Regions from separate parts of the Homo sapiens genome. Here region 2 is linked to region 1. A link is a contact called in ENCODE Hi-C or POLR2A ChIA-PET data. All regions are on one chromosome and are shown on one strand. The core of a region is the stretch at or near the end of the contact, and the rest is flanking DNA. Distances in the headings are between cores, read along the strand shown. Region 1 overlaps LRRC75A (leucine rich repeat containing 75A). Region 2 overlaps PIGL (phosphatidylinositol glycan anchor biosynthesis class L).

Region 1 (5,975 bases), core at 1,860-4,359:
CTCCTCCTCTTCCTCTTCCTCCTCCTCTTCTTTCTCCTTCTCCTCTTCTTCCTCTTCCTCCTCCTCTTCCTTCTTCTGCTCCTCTTCCTCCTCCTCCTCTTCCTCCTTTTCCTTCTTCTCTTCCTCCTCCTCTTCCTTCTCTTCCTCCTCCTCTTCCTTCTCTTCCTCCTCCTCTTCCTTCTTCTCCTCTTCCTCCTCCTCCTCTTCCTTCTCTTCCTCCTCCTCTTCCTCCTCCTCCTCTTCCTGATCCTCTTCCTTCTTCTCCTCCTTTCTCCTCTTCTTCCTCCTCTTCCTCCTCCTCTTCCTCCTCCTTCCTCCTCTTCCTCCTCCTACCCCTCCTCTTCCTCCTCCTCTCCCTCCTCTTCCTCCTCCTCCTACTACTGCTACTCCTCCTCCTCCCCCTCCCCTTCCTCCTCCTCCTCTCCCTCTTCCTCTTCCTCCTTCTCCTCCTCTCCCTCCCCCCGTTCCCCACCTTCTTACTGCTCCACTTCTGGGCCAGTGCTGCCTAGTCCTGTTCTCTGCAGGAGGGAGCCCTGGAGGGGTTCTTTGAAAAGTGGAAGAGTTGGGAAAAAATGAGACAGTCTCACTGAAGGCTTTTCTGGTTGTAAATGATAGAAACACTTTGAACTGACCTAAGCCAAAGACAGGATTTCTCACAAGGAGGGCAGCAGATAGCGGTTAGGAGCATCAGCCTCAGAGCTGGCTGACTTTAGATCCTGACTCCGTCTTACAAGCTGGGAGGCCTTGCCCATCTATTTAAGTTCTTTTTGCCTCAGTTCCCTCATTTGTAAAGCGGGGTTATTAATAATACCTGTCTCATAGGGTTGTAGTAAGGTATGGGACTATAGTTTGTAGGGCACTTAGGGAGGTCGAGGCAGGTGGACCACTTGAGGTCAGGATTTGAGACCAGCCTGACCAACATGGTGAAACCCCGTCTCTAATAGAAATACAAAAAAAATTAGCCGGGCATGGATGGCGGGTGCCTGTAGTCCCAGCTACTCGGGAGGCTGAAGCAAGAGAACCGCTTGAATCTGGGAGATGGAGGTTGCATTGAGCTGAGATTGCGCCACTGCACTCCAGCCGGGCGACAGAGCAAGACTCCGTCTAAAAAAAAAAATTGTAGGGCAGAACTGTGTGGTACTTTTCCCTCACTCATTATAAGGGTCATGGCTGACACTCCTATAACCAGACACAGGGTAACAAAAAAGCAGAACAAATGTGTTTAATCAAAATTTTACGCAACATGGGAGCTTTCAGAAATGAAGACGCTCAGGTGAGGCACGGTGGCTCACACCTGTAATACCAGCACTTTGGGAGGCCGAGGCAGGCGGATCGTCTGAGGTCAGGAGTTCAAGACCAACCTGGCCAACATAGTGAAACCCTGTCTCTACTAAAAATACAAAAATTAGCTGGGCGTGGTGGCACGCGCCTGTAATCCCAGCTACTCGGGAGGCTAAGCCAGGAGAATCACTTGAACCTGGGAGACGGAGGTTGCAATGAGCTGAGATGGTGCCACTGTACTCCAGCCTGAGGGCGGGGACAGAGCAAGACTCCGTCACTAAAAAAAAAAAAGAAAAGAAAAGAAAAGAAAAGAAATGAGGACCCTTAGCCCCAGCTACCTGGGAGGCTGATACAGGAGGATTACATGAGTCCAGGAATTCAATACCAGCAAGGCCAATATAGTGAGACCCCCATCTCTTTAAAAAAAGAAAGAAATGAAGACCCCAAACCCCAGGGAAAGAGGTTTTTTTGTTTTTTTGGTTTTTTGTTTGTTAGAATTTGTTTATTTTAATTATATTTATTTATTTATTTTAAAACGGAATTTTGCTCTTGTTGCCCGGGCTGGAGTGCAGTGGCGTGATCTCGGCCCACCTCAACCTCTGCCTCCTGGGTTCACGCGATTCTCCTGCCTCAGCCTTCCGAGCAGCTGGGATTACAGACATGCACCACCATGCCTGGCTAATTTTGTATTTTCAGTAGAGATGGGGTTTCTCCATGTTGGTCAGGCTGGTCTCAAACTCCCAACCTCAGGTGATCCGCCCCCCTCTGCCTCCCAAAGTGCTGGGATTACAGGCATGAGCCACCACGCCTGGCCTGTTTGTTTGTTTGTTTTTTGACAGAGTCTCACTCTGTTGCCCAGGCTGGAGTGCAATGACGTGATCTCGGCTCACTGGACCCTCCACCTCCTGGGTTCAAGCAACTCTCCTGCCTCAGCCTACCAAGTAGCTGGGACTACAGGTGCCCGCCACCATGCCTAGCTAATTTTTTGTATTTTTAGTAGAGATGGAGTTTCGCCGTGTTGGCCAGGCTAGTCTCGAACTCCTGACCTCAGGTGATCCACCCACCTCGGCCTCCCAAAGTGCTGGGATTACAGGCGTGAGCCACCACACTCAGCCAGCTATCTGTTTTTATACTCAGGCTTGGTAAAGAGTGCACAAGCTTGTAGAAATGCGATTGGACAAAGGGTGTGATCTAATGGTGATAGGCCGAGGGGACCCAGGAAGGCTATCTGCTCAGATTCTTCTTGGCCTCTCTCTGCAGTGTTCCTTCCTACCCCTCTGGAATGGTCTTCAAGACAGAAGGGAGAGAGTGACCTGCCTAGTTTTATGGCTTGCTTTGAGGGAGAGGGGTTCTGGTCTCTGTGACCTGCCTTGGGGAAGAAGAATTCTGGTTTCTCTGACTCACTCTGGGGGAGAAGAAGGGCCAGAGACAGGAGGGCAGCAGAAGGGCAGAAAAACTTTGCTTCTGAGGCCTTCCAATTTCCGTTAGTTCAAAGCTCTCTGCTGGCCCCGGCGCCATGCTTTGGAATTGTGTTCTGAGCCCCAAAATGTTCATGCAAACAGTGCTCAGAGGAGATGCCCAATGCATCGCAGCTGCTCAATACATGTTAGCTGTTGTCAGTTTAGTTCAGACAAGCAGAAGGGAACTCTCACTCCTGAGAGAACATCAGCTCACTTGTGCTCTCAAGGCAACTCTATGAGGTGTCCATATCTATTGTTCCTGTCTAGCCAGTGAGGAGACGCAGGCTCCTCAGTTCTCCCTGGTAGTGGCAGATACACTTCCATCCCGAGCCTGGCCCTGTGCGTGGCTGCCCCCTTGTGGCAATGGCAGTGCAGTGATGCCCCCTTGTCCTCTGTTCTCGTGTGTGTGTGTGTGCGTGTGCGTGTGTGCGTGTGCGTGTGTGCGTGTGTGCGTGTGTGTGTGTGTTTAGGAGTCCCACACCAGTCCCACTCTGGCGCCCAGGCCAGAGTTCAGTGGCGCGATCTCGGCTCACTGCAACCTCCACCTCCCGGGTTCAAGCGATTCTCCTGCCACAGCCTCCCAAGTAGCTGGGACTACAGGCACCCACGACTACGCCTGGCTAATTTTTGTATTTTTAGTAGAGATGGGGTTTCACCATATTGGACAGGCTGGTGTCGAACTCCTGACCTTGTGATCCGCCTGCCTCGGCCTCCCAAAGTGCTGGGATTACAGGCGTGAACTACCGCGCCCGGCCTCTATTCTCTTCTTTTAAGGCTCAGCTGCCCAGGCTGAGAGGGTGGACAGGGATTTTGGCCCCAGATTTTGGAAACCCTGGGAAGTGATTGAAGGAGGAGCTGCAGCTGAGGGGCTCAGTTCTAAGCTTTGGAGACTGGCTACATTCTGTCCTGGGGTGGTTCCAGGAGTGATGCTGGGCAGACCACCTGATCCCACCCATGGTCTTTGAACCAGTGCTTCTCCACCTCAGCTGCACTAGGGAATCACCTGGGGACCTTTTAAAAATCCCCGTGTGGCCAGGCAGGGTGGCTCACACCTGTAATCCCAGCACTTTAGGAGGCTGAGGCGGGCAGATCACGAGGTCAGGAGTTCGAGACCAGGCTGGCCAACATGGTGAAACCCCATCTCTATTAAGATACAAAAAATTAGCGGGGTGTGGTGGCAGGCGTCTGTAATCAGCTACTTGGGAGGCTGAAGCAGGAGAATCGTTTGAACCTGGGAGATGGAGGTTGCAGTGAGCCAAGACCGCGCCACTGCACTCCAGCCTGGGCAACAGAGTGAGACTCCATCTCAAACAAAAAGAAAAAAAAAAAAATCCCTGTGCCTGAGCCACCCACCCATCATTGGGGTGGCCCAGGCATCAGTGTTATTTTGTTGTTGTTTGGTTTGGTTTGGTTTTTTGAGACTAGGTCTCACCCTGTCTGGAGTGCAGAGGTGTGATCACGGCTCACTGCAGCCTTCACTTTCGGGGCTCAAGAGCCTCCTACCTCAGCCTCCCGGGTAGCTGGGACTGCAGGCACATGCCACCATGATGGGCTTTTTTTTTTTTTTTTTTTTTTTTTGAGAGCAAGTCTCACTATATTGCCCAGGGTAGTCTTGAACTCCTGGGGTCAAGTGATCCTCCTGCCTCAGCCTCCCAAAGTGCTGGGATTACAAGAGTGAGCCACAGCACCTGGCCCATCAGTGGACTTTAAAGCTCCCCTGAGATTCCAGGCCGGGCGCGGTGGCTAACGCCTGTAATGGGAGGCCGAGGCGGGCGGATCACAAGGTCAGGAGATCGAGACCATCCTCGCTAACACAGTGAGACCCCCCGTCTCTACTAAAAATGCAAAAAAATTAGCCGGGCATGTTGGCGGGCGCCTGTAGTCCCAGCTACTGGAGAGGCTGAGGCAGGAGAATGGCGTGAACCCGGGAGGCGGAGCTTGCAGTGAGCCAAGATCGCGCCACTACACTCCATCCTGGGCGACAGAGCGATACTCCGTCTCAAAAAAAAGAAAAAAAAGCTCCCCTGAGATTCCGGTATGAAAGATTCCAAGGTAAAGAAGCACAGCTCTAGATGGGCCATCTCCAGTGTCACCTCCTATTCTCTGTTTTATTTATTTATTATTATTATTATTTTTTTTTTTGAGATGGAGTCTCACTCTGTCACCCAGGCTGGAGTGCAGTGGTGCGATCTCGGCTCACTGTAACCTCCGCCTCCTGGGTTCAAACAATTCTCCTGCCTCAGCACTCCGGAGCAGCTGGGATCACAGGCGCCCGCCGTCACGCCCAGCTAATTTTTGTATTCTTAGTAGAGACAGGGTTTTGCCATGTTGGCCAGGCTGATCTCGAACTCCTGACCTCAGGTGATCCATCCACCTTGGCCTCCCAACGTGCTGGGATTAACAGGCGTGAGCCACCGTGCCTGGCCCCTATTCTCCCTTTGAGCTCTAAGGTCGGCTCCCACCATGGCCCCACTCCCTGAACTTGTGCTGGCCATGGCCTCCTTGTTGGAGACCCAGTGGCCTCTGGGTGGGGGTCTAACCCCATTAGTCACTCTTCTTGGTGTCCAGACTCCACTACTCCTGCTGCTCTGATGGAGTCTTCTCTGACTGCTGTGTGTCCACTGTTCTCTCTCCCTCCTGCTTAGCTCATTCTCTGGCCAGGGGTTTAATCTTACTGATGAATGTGTCCAGCCTGGACCTGTCTTGAGCCCCAACCCCATAAGTCCAGTGGCATCCACAGCTGGAGGTATTGTGAGCTCCTCAAACTTACCATGGCCCCACATGAGCAGGTCACCCCCCTCCTGCCTTCTCACCCACTTCTTGTCTTGAGCCCCTTGCCTTCTACTCATGTCCCAAGCCCAAAGCCTAGACCCTCCTCACCCTCCCTGCCCACACCTTCTCCATCCAGCATATCAGTCAGCTGTGTGGCCTCTGTCCCCTCAGCCCCTTCCAATAGCCTGGCCCTGAGTCATCCTCTCCACCTCCTGTCCACCCCTCTCTCCATCTCCCAGTCTGAGGAACATCCCCCTTGAGGGACTCCCCTGCAGCCCCCATGACCAGCTCCTCCTGCTTCACCCGCCTTGCTTCCCTCCACACAGTCATGTGGCCAGGTTCAGCAAGAAGCTAAGTCTAGGAACCAAAAGATGTCAGCTCCAGGGGTGGGGAATGAAGCCGTAAAGGCAGATGCTCACCTGCCCCCACATCTGCAACACACAAGAGTGACACACAGGAGTG
Region 2 (5,975 bases), core at 1,890-4,389, 170 kb after region 1:
TAATCTCAGCACTCTGGGAGGCCAAAGTGGGAGGATCACTTGAGCACAGGAGTTCAAGACCAGCCTGGGCAACATAGTGAGACCCTGTCTCAACAAATTAAAAAAAAAATTAGCTGAGAGTGGTGGCATGTGTGTGGTCCCAGCTACTTGGGAGGCTGAGGCAGGAGGATTGCCAGAGCCCCAGAGGTTAAGGCTCCAGTGAGCTGTGATCGCACCACTGTACTGCAACCTGGGTGAGAAACAGCAACAACAACAACAACAAAAAAGTCTGGGCTGGGCGCAGTAGCTCATGCCTGTAATCCTAGGACTTTGGGAGGCCAAGGAGGGAGAATTGCTTGGGCCAGGGCTTCAAGACCATTCTGAGCTACATCTCTACAAAAAATAAATTTAAAAAATTAGCCAGGTCAGTGGCATGCACCTGTAGTCCTAACTACTTGGGAGGCTGAGGCATAAGGATCACTTGAGCCTGGGAGATCAAGACTGCAGTGAACCATAACCACACCACTGCACCTGCAGCCTGGGCAGCAGAATGAGACCCTGTCTCAAAAGAGAGAGAAGGGAAGAGGAGTGGAGGAAGGGGAGATGAGGGGAGGGGAGGGGACAGATCACTCTTGTAATCCCAGGAGGGTGGATCACTTGAGGTCAAGAGCTCGAGACCAGCCTGGCCAACATGTGGAAACCCCATTTCTAATAAAAATACAATAATTAGCCGGGTGTGGTGGCGCATGCCTGTAGTCCCAGCTACTCGGGAGGCTGAGGCAGGAGAATCCCTTGAACCCAGGAGGCGGAGGTTGCAGTGAGCAACTGCATTCCAGCCTGGGCAACAGAGCAAGTCTCCGTCTCAAAAAAAAAAAATTAAAAAAAAGAGAAAAAAAAGAAGGCCGGGTGCTGTAGCTCACACCTGTAATCCCAGCACTTTGGGAGGCCAAGGTGGGCGGATCACCTGAGGTTGAGAGTTTGAGACCAGCCTGACCAACATGGAGAAACCCCATCTCTACTAAAAACACAAAATTAGCCGGGCTTAGTGGTGGGCGCCTGTAATCCCAGCTACTTGGGAGGGTGAGGCAGGAGAATCGCTTTAACCCAGGAGGTGGAGGTTGCAGTGAGCCAAGATCGTGCCACTGCACTCCAGCCTGGACAACAAGAGCGAAACTCTGTCTTTAAAAAAAGAAAAGAAAAGTCTGGCATTGCCCTGCCTATGTGACATAGGCATGAACCAGGCAATGGATTTGCTCCAGCAAAAGACAGGTATTCTGGCGCAATTCCCTTGCTACTTATGACTTTTCAAATCCAGACCTTTGCAGCTCTACAGGGAATGGTCATAAAGTTACTGAGCTTAGAGTTCCTAGAAACTTCCTTTCATTTTAAGCAAGGTCCTTTGTGACTTTTACTGCAATTTTAATCAAAGAGTATGGAAATTTCTCGGATGCTGATGTGCGTGGGTAAGTTTGCAAAGATGTAAAGCTGAGTTAAGTCTGCCTAAAACAGATGGATATGGAGGACTGAAGCCAAGTTTCCAGCCAGGTTTTATCCAAGTAAAGGAGAGATGACAAATCTGAAGAATGGAGTTGGATGAGATAGCATCATATACTGCTGGTGCAGGACGAAGATAACTAGAGATTGCATCAGGCAGTTGCTGAATCCTCCTTTGTTGACATACTGCTCTCCTTTCAGAATTCTAGTCCATAGGGTTTATCTCACCTGGCCCTCTCAGCTCAGAAATGATAAAAGGCAAGCTGTGAAATATCTGGTAAGGTTGTACCTTGCACCTAAACCTTCGAATACAGAGACCTGTGGTCTTTGCACTCCATCACTTTACATCTCAAATCAGAATTCCAGTCCATACAGTTTATCTCACCTGACCTTCTCAGCTCAAAAATTATAAAAGACAAGCTCTGAAATATCCGGTAAGGTTGTACCTTGCACCTAGACCTTTGAATACAGAGACCTGTGGTCTTTGCACTCCATCACTTTACATCTCAAATCAGTCAGGTGGTGTTTCCTGATAAGAAGCCAGCAAAAGAGAACTGAGAATAAAAGGCAAAACTTTCAAGATGGTTCACAGGGGAAATCTAGGACTACTTAAAACATTAAAGAGACCTATTAAAGAATTTTTAGCTAGGTGTGGTGGCTCACGCCTGTAATCCCAGCACTTTGGGAGGCTGAGGTGGGCGGATCACCTGAGGTCAGGAGTTTGAGGCCAGCCTGACCAACATGGAGAAACCCTGTGTCTACTAAAACTACAAAATTAGCCGGGCACAGTGGTGCGTGCCTGTAATCCCAGCTACTCAGGAGGCTGAGGCAGGAGGATTGCTTGAACCTAGGAGGCAGAGGTTGCGGTGAGCCAAGATCGCGCCATTGCACTCCAGCCTGGGCAACAAGAGCGAAACTCCGGTTTCAAAAAAAAAGAAAAAGAAAAAAAAGAAAAGAAAAAAAGAATAATAGTAATAGGCTGGACGCAGTGGCTCACGCCTGTAATCCCAGCACTTTGGGAGGCCAAGGCGGGTGGATCACGAGGTCAGGAGTTCAAGACCAGTCTGGCCAACACGGAGAAACCCCATCTCTACTAAAAATACAAAAATTAGCTGGGCGTGGTGGCAGGCACCTGTAATCCCAGCTACTCGGGAGGCTGAGGCAGGAGAATAGCCTCAACCTGGGAGGTGGGGGCTGCAGTGAGCCGAGACTGAGCCACTGTACTCCAACCTGGGCAACAAGAGTGAGACTTCGTCTCGAAAGAAAGAAAGAGAAAGAAAGGAAGGAAGGAAGGAAGGAAAGAAAACAGGTAATTTAGAAAAGAAGAAATGCAAACGGCCAACATATATTCCTTCTGCTTCTCAGAAAGAATCAAATAAATGCAAAATTAAAGCAAGATGTCTGTGTTGGAGAAAGACACAGAGAAAGGGGCACTGTTATGTACTGCTGTTATGAGTTTAAATTGCTACATCTCAAGAAGAAGGTAACTTGCCTATATGTGAATATCTGTGCCCTTTGACCCTGTGTTTCTAGAAATCTAACCTAAGGAAATAATTAGAGAAGCCTAAAGGCCAACGTCAGCTCAGGCAGAGAGATATCACTTTCACCGCAATTGGAGTGGAAAGAGGTCGGCAGTTCTGTTGCTCTGCACCAGGGAGCAATTTCTCTAACTTCCTGAATTGTGGCTTATGAAATATGCTAAAGATAACACAAGAGTTTTTTTGGGCATGTTCAGAGTAAGAGCAAAGAAAGCACAGATACACCCACGGTAAGGAATGTCAACGTATAACAGGACAAAAAAACCCTAGTCACTAAACTTTAATTTTGCTTCTGACTTCTCAGTCAAAAAGAATGAGACTTAGACGAAAGAGGAACAGAAATATATTTAGAGGAATTGAATTTTGAAAACAAAAATAAGTCTGTGAGAGAACTTCTTAAAGGGCTCTGAATGTATTCGAGTCTCAGCTCCCCTAGGAAGAAGGCTTAGTGTGTACTTTATTGGGGACTGTGACCCCAGGAGCAGAAGCCACTGACAGATGGAGAAGGCAGGGAAGCAGGGATGCTCTACTGATGTGGCCCTACTTATGGGCACTGGCTGTGTGTTCCCACAGGACTGTCTGAAAGTTGTAAGAAAATCATCTTACAACTGTCCATCTTCCCAGGAAGATAAAGAAGGAAGTATTTATCTCCATAGGCTGTTAGCTCTCTAATCTTTCAGAGTTGAGCCCGCTTGGGGACCCCCGGGCAATCGCAAGCCCTGGGGCAGACAGCAGGAGGAGCAGTGTGGGCCTGAGGCGAGAGGCTGTGAGCTGGAACCAGCCTGCGGCTTCTCGGTGCCTGCGCAGCCATGGCTGGAGAAAGGCATCTGGAGGGGTCCCCAGGGACCCACACCACCAGAGCGGGGCTCCGAGAGAATGAAATCATTGTACATTTAAGTGATCTGGACTAAGCACACACTATGTGCCAAACAGAGGGCTGAGTTTTAGGGATATAAACATGAATACAAGTCATGGTCCCTTCCCTTAGGAAGCTTAGGGCCAATGAGGCAGAGGTTCGGACTGCTGCAGGATGAGCAGTTTGCTGCGGGAAGGAGAGATGGGCAGGGGAAGAGGTGAGGAATCCAGGCAGGTTCGGGGTACCATCAGTCAGTGGCTATTGAAGCACATGAGGCACCTCATTAACATGATGGCATTGCGCGTCTGGCTCTGAGGAGAGACTACTATTTTGGAAGCTAAGAACACAACAGAAGAAGCCAACTCTTGCCAGTCTTTTAAGTGTGACTCGTAGAAGCCCGACGACTCCTTCCCTGGGGTGTATTTAGCAAACACAGTGTTAATACCTCTGGAAAAGGCCCCAAACTCGAAGTCCCGCCCTAGACCTTAATGTTCAGGAAACAAGCCAGGCTAAAAGCGTTCATTAAAATAACGTTGTGGTTTTTTCCCCCACTGGCTGAATATCCTCAAACAGTGACCTTTCCTACACATTCTAATGAGTCACACTGGCCGGCACATTTTAGTCGGGAGAGTCATGGAAACCCTTTGTGAAAATCTGTGGGGTTGTGGGTCCGTTCAGTCACCAGGTGCTGGTGAGGGAAGCCCCCCTTCTTTCCTCTCCCCAGCTAAGCAAGCCCAGGGGCCCAGGTCTTTCTCCCCCAGACCCAGCCCTGCTCAGAGCAGGAGACTTCGCAGCCTCCGCTGCTGGAACTCAAGCAGGGTTGGGTAACAGCTTATCTCTGAAAACCGAGTCCCACTTTTGCACACTGCACTCTGAACTTTAATACAGACGGAGGCGGCTCACACGCCCTTATTTGGTCTTGTGGCTTGTACAGCGCAAGCCGGAAGGTTCAGCCACCCCTCCACCCACCTCTGGCCCATCTCTAAACTCGATCATTTCCTTTGTCATCCAAAGCGAGCAAAGGTCAGTAGAGTTCAGAGCTAACCTTAAGGCTAGCCAAGGACGTGGAAGCCTAACCTGGGACTGCCAATATCGCCCCCCAAGGGCCACTGTGGGAGGCAGCAACTGTCTCCTGGTCTGAGGGCCTGGCACTAGCGTCGCTGCTCCAAATACAGGAGTGTGAAGAAATGAAGTCTAAGCTGCAGGGAGGTTGCAGCAGGGTCCAACAACTTCTGGGGGGTGTCTCTGCACCGCCAAGGACTAACCTAAGCCATACGCAGAGAAAAGAAATAGGGGAAAAGATAAGTAAGAGAAGGAAAAGGCGATCTGAGAAAAAGAAAAAGGACTGAAAAAAGAGGTATATAAAGATCAGTGCACTTTTATTAAGTATCTGCTGTGATAAGGACCTCATTTCTAAGCAGCTTAGGAGCCCAGACAGACCAAATGCCCTAAGAGAGCCTTTTCCACATACGGCTTGAAGCCCCCAAATCTAACCATAAAATGGATTTTTTTTTTTTTGGAGACAGAGCCTCACTCTGTCGCCCAGGCTGGAGAGCAGTGGCGCAACCTCTGCCGCCCGGGTTCAGGTGATTCTCCTGCTTCAGCATCCCCAGTAGCTGGGATTACAGGCACCTGCCACCGCGCCTGGCTAATTTTTGTAGTTTTAGTAGAAATGGGGTTTCACCATCTTGGCCAGGCTGGTCTTGAACTCCTGACCTCGTGATCCACCTGCCTTGGCCTCCCAAAGTGCTGGGATTACAGGCTTGAGCCACCGCGCCCGGCCTGGATTTTTCCTTTCTCATAGGATATAAAAAGGATTAGCAAGGCATGAGTGCTAGGTATTACACTGAAATCAGTTACCTGTGTTCTCCTTCCCAGAAAGATGCATTTCATATTATTGCAACAAATAAAGTACATAAAGCTTGCAAAGTCCTTGTGAGAAATCTTTCTTCAAAAATTGCCAATTTGGCCAGGTGTGGTGTCTCACCCCTGTAATCTCAGCCTTTTGGGAGGCTGAGGTGGTGGGAGGGCTGCTTGAGGCCAGGAGTTTAAGACCAGCTGGGCAACATTAGTAAGATCCTGTCTCTACAGATATATTCTTTAATTGC

The links. Hi-C counts contacts between places; a loop is a spot of excess contacts on that map. ChIA-PET counts read pairs that join two places held with the same protein, here RNA polymerase II (POLR2A). Pooled maps may share reads with other maps.
Region 2: a loop to region 1 is called in a pooled map, with 3 times the contacts of the local background. The contact joins two enhancer-like sites. A Hi-C loop is called at or near these places in 1 of 168 maps with a recorded cell type or tissue (Caco-2) and 2 of 50 pooled maps. POLR2A ChIA-PET finds 5 or more read pairs at or near these places in 11 of 52 experiments (A549, H1, HepG2 and 8 more).

The regions. Positions count from the first base shown.
Region 1 is chr17:16,450,530-16,456,504 of GRCh38, reverse strand. The region is part of intron 2 of LRRC75A (leucine rich repeat containing 75A); the gene reads left to right. The region is part of intron 3 of SNHG29 (small nucleolar RNA host gene 29); the gene reads right to left. Among named protein-coding and RNA genes, the nearest start is that of SNORD65, 12 kb to the right of the region's middle. RefSeq lists an enhancer at 1-124. Within about 2 kb of position 3,109, at least 2 of the 41 ENCODE cell types and tissues checked have a DNase peak (open chromatin) inside an H3K27ac peak, as active enhancers do.
Region 2 is chr17:16,284,980-16,290,954 of GRCh38, reverse strand. All of the region lies in intron 2 of PIGL (phosphatidylinositol glycan anchor biosynthesis class L), which reads right to left. Among named protein-coding and RNA genes, the nearest start is that of MIR1288, 6.0 kb to the right of the region's middle. RefSeq lists enhancers at 2,629-2,678, 2,699-2,748, 3,009-3,138, 4,666-4,960, 4,223-5,212 and 1 more. Within about 2 kb of position 3,139, at least 26 of the 41 ENCODE cell types and tissues checked have a DNase peak (open chromatin) inside an H3K27ac peak, as active enhancers do.